Linked DNA regions of Mus musculus: region 2 is linked to region 1. A link is a loop called in an ENCODE intact Hi-C map of the cell type or tissue named here. Cell type or tissue: gastrocnemius. All regions are shown on one strand. Each heading gives the region's core, and the rest is flanking DNA. Links, peaks and the distances in the headings are about the cores only. Region 1 holds the start of Mapk12 (mitogen-activated protein kinase 12). Region 2 holds the start of Dennd6b (DENN/MADD domain containing 6B).

What was found. Hi-C counts contacts between places; a loop is a spot of excess contacts. Peaks named below come from ENCODE experiments on the same cell type or tissue, not always from the same donor. Only the 100,000 strongest peaks of a DNase experiment are listed, where the experiment ranks them.
Region 2: it touches region 1 in a loop (2.4-fold over the local background); 15 of 42 quality-filtered maps call a loop at or near these places.

The regions. Positions count from the first base shown.
Region 1 is chr15:89,139,313-89,142,210 of GRCm38, reverse strand. Mapk12 (mitogen-activated protein kinase 12) reads left to right here and starts at 1,508. Exons shown (of 12, transcript NM_013871.3): 1 at 1,508-1,863; 2 at 1,954-2,083. The coding sequence starts at 1,739. In gastrocnemius, for the core only: a CTCF peak has its summit at 1,803; DNase peaks (open chromatin) are centred at 1,519 and 1,856; H3K4me3 peaks cover 2,351 bases; H3K27ac peaks cover 2,500 bases.
Region 2 is chr15:89,193,963-89,196,860 of GRCm38, reverse strand. Dennd6b (DENN/MADD domain containing 6B) reads left to right here and starts at 387. Exons shown (of 20, transcript NM_027081.3): 1 at 387-642. The coding sequence starts at 466. In gastrocnemius, for the core only: no CTCF peak of the experiment used is centred there; DNase peaks (open chromatin) are centred at 304, 716 and 1,486; H3K4me3 peaks cover 1,298 bases; H3K27ac peaks cover 1,417 bases.

The sequences.
Region 1 (2,898 bases), core at 250-2,749:
CTTTGTACATTAGGAATGGTGGACAGACTTGGCTCCCTCTTACTGGTGAGGCTGGGGATTGTCCCTAGAGAAAAGATCTGTTCTTCCTCAGGGATTGGACAGGATATGGGAAATAGCTTTCCTTCCTGACTAAGGCGAAAAGGCAACTTTAGCCCAGGATACAGCTCATGTGTCATGTCTATGTCCTGAATCTTGGACCGCCAGAGATCTGAGTCTGGCAACTGGTCCAGCGGTGGAGGTTGGGGCCGGGGGTGGGGTGGGGGGGTGGACCTAGAAGGCAAGAGCCAAGTCCAAAGTTGGGGGATTGGGAGCGGGAGCAAACCCAAATACATGGCCCTAGTACCAAAATCTGGTCTAGATCAGTCCCCTACAGAAAAGGAGGGGAACTGGGGAGCTTTTTGGGTGGTATGGGTGGGTGTCTGGAGGCCTCCCAGGGCACGGAGGTCACAGGAGCCAGGCAGATGTAGTTTGAGTGTTGGCCCTGAGCTTGCCCTGCTCGCTCTTGTCAGTTTGCGGATGTACCACATCACCAGCAGCAGCCCAGGTGTAAAGTTGCTCTGGCTAGCCTTGAGCTGCTGATTCATGGCAGCAGGCAGGCAGGCTTGGAGGGAGGGGGAGAGAGGGGGTTCTGGGGATCTTGTTACTACTGGTCAAGCCAGTGAGATCCTGGAACAGACTTTGGTTACTCAGCTCTGGGAGGGATGTTGGCTTGACCCTCCAGGAGCACCTGGTTCAGGTCTACACGGGACCCCAGAGAGAATGAGCACGTAAGGATCCCCCCTTTTTTTCGGGGACAGGCACACTTTTAGCTCATTCTGGGCTTTAAAGACCAAGCTGGACAACAGGTGGAAAGCACAGAGACCAGTCCTGTCCAATGCTTGAAGCGGCCACTCCACATACCAGATTGGGGTGGGTGGAACAGAGGTGTGAAGGAGTCTTAGAAGGGCCGATAGGATAGGACCCATCCCTCTGGATCTTAGACTGGGAAGTTGAGAGCCAGTGGCCACAACAATGGGGCTGGGGAAGCAACCTGAGACGTTTGGGAGACTGAACCAAATCCCTCCTCCATATAGAAGGAGGCGAACGGATCAGCCCCAGGGGCGGGGCATCCTTGGGAAAGACGGGGAGTTGAGCCAGTAAAAGGAACCATTTGGGATGGGGTATGATTGGTGTATGGGCAGGTGGACCAGACCTGGGGCTTGAGTAGAACCTGGTGGTCTCAAGTTGCCTAGAATGGGTCCGACGTTCTGGGAGGACAGGAAAGGCTGGAATTAAGAGAGGCACCTGCTAGGACCCAAGGGCCAAGAAGTCTAGCGAGGGTGTAGGCTGGCCAGGGTGTTTCAACGCCTCCTCTCATCTCAGGTCGAGACTGAGCTATGGAGCAGCTCTCCCCCACAACCCCCCCTTTCCAAGCCTTCCGCCCAACCCCGGAGGCCTCCTCGGGTTTCCGCAGGGGCCGAGGGCAGGCGGGGGTGTCACGTGCTCAGGGCCTGGGGGCCGGTTGGTCAGTGGGCCGGGAGGGACCACTTTGCGGGCCAGAGACAAGGGTCGGGTGGGAGTTGGCGGTTATAGAGAGTTCAGGGTGGCGACCCCGAGAGAAGAGCCCGCAAAGGAAAATCTCAGAGGCGGGCAGGCGGGTAGCCGGCGCGGAGTACGCCCTGCCACGCAGTGACCCGGGGCGCGCGGGCGGAGCCCCTGATCCCGGGTCCGGTCCTGGGGCGCGGTGCTCCGGCTGGGGATGAGCTCCCCGCCACCCGCCCGCAAGGGCTTTTACCGCCAGGAGGTGACCAAAACGGCCTGGGAGGTGCGCGCCGTGTACCAAGACCTGCAGCCCGTTGGCTCTGGTGCCTATGGTGCAGTGTGGTGAGCGTTTGCCGGGCGGGGCGGCAGGCAGGGCAGGAGGCAGCTGGCGATTACGGGGCCGGTTCGCTAGCCAAGCCGTCCGCCCCGCAGCTCTGCAGTAGACAGCCGCACTGGCAACAAGGTGGCCATCAAGAAGTTGTACCGGCCCTTCCAGTCGGAGCTGTTTGCCAAGCGCGCCTACAGAGAGTTGCGCCTCCTCAAACACATGCGCCACGAGAACGTGAGTCTAAAGCCCGCCCCAGATGCGGATATTGTGCGCTGGCCTCTTCTCATCCTGCCCTCCCCTGCAAATCCTGCCCACAGTCTCTGCTTCCAAGGGCCTGGTACCTCCTACCTAGTTAGCTCCCAGCTTGGGTAAACTTTCAACAACTTTCAGGAGGAAAGCAGAGGCAGAGCCCAGATCCCTTTCTGGGTGACACTACAATTTCAGCCTCTTCTTCAATTGCTTGGTTTCACCTTCGGTCCACCTCTACCTTCGCAGCCCAGGCAGTGGTCAGGTTATGGTCTAGGCCTAAGGATTCCTCAGGTCTCACTCCAAAACCTGATTGGACAATCAGGTTGGTGTGAGGAGGGTTTTCCTGGAAGGGGTACTTCCTTACCCTACCCTAGTCTCCCTTTGCCCACCACCCGAGTCTTCTATTCCAGACATACAGGATCCTAGGCATTCAGGGCAAGGCAGGATACTCGAGGTGTGCAGCCTTGGCTCTATCATCCCAGAGCCTTGGGTCTCTGTGGATAAAGGGATTTACGGAGCAGAGCATCGCCATTAGTGTTGTGGGTGTGTATTTCTTCACACCCATACAGAAGGCATCTCCTTTCCCGTCCTACCTGCATATGGCTACTCCTAAGCCTCTTGCATCACCATTGCTAGCCATCAGAGCATTCCTCCCAACCAGGGACATTATTGTTATTGTTGTTGTTATTATTATTATTATTATTATTATTATTATTAGATATGGTTCTTCCTGAACCTGTGAGTTCTGTCCCTCCCACTTCTGTTCTGTACAGCTGCCCTAGTCCTGATGTTTCAATCCT
Region 2 (2,898 bases), core at 193-2,692, 55 kb before region 1:
GCGATGACACACAAATAAACATTAGGCTCACAACCCTCGGCCGGGTTGGATACCCCTGGGGGGGGGGTGGTGCCCAACATAATTCTATGTTGCCCAGACACCCCTGGTAGACACCACTATACGCCCAGAGTCCCTCAATCCATACGCCAGGCAGAGATGACATCAGGAACCGCCCTTTCTCTTCTGCCAGATGCAGGGCCACACTAGCCACCTACTGGCCGACCCGGGTCACGCAATCTCCATTATCGGGAAGCGCCTCCATCTCTAGACCCTTCTAACCGGCTGGGGCCTTTCTCGCTGGTACGTTAGGCGACACTCTAGGGCGGACGCTCCTCTAGCGCCAGGGGGCGCGCGGCTGCTCCGGGGCCCTTCTGGCCTACGGCGGCAGCTCGACTGCTCCGAGGCGGCCCAGGTGAACCCCTGCGTTTCTCCGCAACGTGCCCGGGTACCGCTGGAGCTGCTACCATGGAGGTGCCGGTGGGTCCCGGGCCCCGGCAAGCTGGCGGAGGACTAGGCGCGACAAGATCCTCGTCCTCCGGCCGCGCGGCGCGGACCGCGGAGATGCCCTGGGCGCGCTTCTCTGCCTGGCTGGAGTGTGTGTGCGTGGTCACCTTCGATCTGGAGCTGGGCCAGGCGCTAGAGGTGAGCTGATGGGCTGGCTGACCCTCCAGAACTGTCTTAGTACCTCTCCTTCGGCGGCCTGAACCTCTCCAGAGGCCCCTCCTCTCCGGACGTCCCTCCTCTCCCGATGCCCCTCCCCCTCACGCTCCTCCCTTCTCTCGCCTGCACCCCTGCTTCTTTCCTCCCATTCCTCTAAGCCGCCGCGCGGTTTCTCTACCCGGGGCGCCCACCCTCCAGGAAGCAGGACTTTTCGCCTGTAGCCTTCCTGCTTGGTCTAGGGTCTTCTTAGGAGCCTCTCGGAATATTTTGCACCCTCAGGCTGACCTTTCCCCCACTTCCTTCGGCTAGTGACTAGCTTAGAGACCTCCTCTTTCCTATTGCCTGTCACCTCTCCAAGAGGAGCCTCTTCCTCAGAGCTCTAGAAACCCTTCCCAGGCCAAGGAAGGAAAGATCTGTAAAGCCTGACTGCCTGTCCATCAATGTATCCTACGCAGCATCTAACATGGACCTTTCTCCAAAGAGGCAAACATATCTCCAGCCCCTTGGTTGCTCAAGCCAGAGTCCTAGGGTTCCCCCCACCTTGCCCCCGCCACCGCCCCCAGGTCTCACACTGGGTCTGCTGCAGTCTTCAGTGTCACTGGTAGTTCGCTTCTGGCATTCCTCTTGTCTTTCAATTAGAATCAGATCCAGACCCTGTGAGGCCCTGCTTGGTTCCTGTGTCTTGAGCTCTTCTCAACCTTTGGCATCTGGTCACCAGCTGTGAGCAGCTGGGCAGGGTCTTAGGCTTTTGATGTGGTCTTTCTGTGGTCTGAAGGCCTCCATCCCCCTTACCCACCTACAAAGAAAGGCAGCTTCTCTTCTACTAGATAAGATGAAAATATCAGCCAGGCATAGTAGTGCGCGCAAACCCAGCATTTCGGGGACTGGGTGGGGGATGGGAGGTTGGTGAAGCAAGATGATTAGTTTGAAGCTAGTCTGGATTGATAGAGTCCCAAAGGAGCCTGAGCTATAGAATCAGACCTTGTTGAAAGAAAGAGAAAGGAAAGAATGAAAGAGAGGGGAGAGAGAGAACACATTGTGGCACATGTCTTTCTTTAATCTAGTACTCTGGAGGCAAAAGCAGGCTGATCTCTATGCTCAAGGCCAACCTGGAGCAGGCAAGCCAAGGCTACATAGTGAGACTTTGTCTTTTAAAAAAAAGGGAGGGGGCTGGTGAGATGGCTCAACGGGTAAGAGCACCCGACTGCTCTTCTGAAGGTCCTGAGTTCAAGTCCCAGCAACCACATGGTGGCTCACAACCATCCGTAAGATCTGACTCCCTCTTCTGGTGTGTCTGAAGACAGCTGCAGTGTACTTACATATAATAAATAAATAATTTTAAAAAAGGAAACAAAAACAACAAAAAGCAAAACCCACAAAACCACCAGGAAGATAGGAGGAGGAAGAAAGTGTTACAGGCTCAATGAAGCTTTTGACAGGTCCAGTTAAGGTAATGACTATGAGCCGGTGGTGGTGGCCCACGCCTTTAATCCCAGGACTTGGGAGGCAGAGGCAGGTGGATTTCTGAGTTCCAGGCCAGCCTGGTCTACAGAGTGAGTTCCAGGACAGCCAGGGCTATACAGAGAAACCCTGTCTTGAAAAAACAAAAAAAAAAAACCAAACAAAGCCTTGGTTAAAAAGCCCCACTTTCTGCACTGTAGATCCTTTCCTGTAGAGTTACAACAGAAGTTGAGAGACTTTTCCTTTAACCAAAGGGAAAAAAGAAAAAGAAAACCTGGTGTGGTGGCGCACACCTTTAGTCCCAACATTCAAGAGGCAGAGGCAGGCTTATCTCTGTGAGTTTGAAGCGAGCCTGATCTATATAGGAAGTTCCAGGACAGCCAGGACTATGTAAAGAGACCATGTCTCCAATAAAGAAACCTTCCCTCGCCCCCTCACCCCCCACCCCATGCATTCTCATTTCTTGTTCTCTAAAAGATAGCCATTTAGGAACTTAATTCTAAGCAAATCCCAAAGGCTTTTTTTGGAGAAAGGATGTAGAGTTGTTTTATACAGGGTATCATATAGCCCAGACTAATGTCATATTCATTTGTATTCAAGGATCCTGTTGTCTCTACCTTATAATTCTGGGATGACAGGCGTGTGCCACCACACCTGAGCCTATGGGGTGCTGGGGGTGGGACTTAGGGTTTTGTGCAGGTTAGGTAAATACTAGCTATGCCCCCAGGCTGGGTTTTTTTTTGTTTTGTTTTTTTGTTTTTTTGTTGTTTTTTCGAG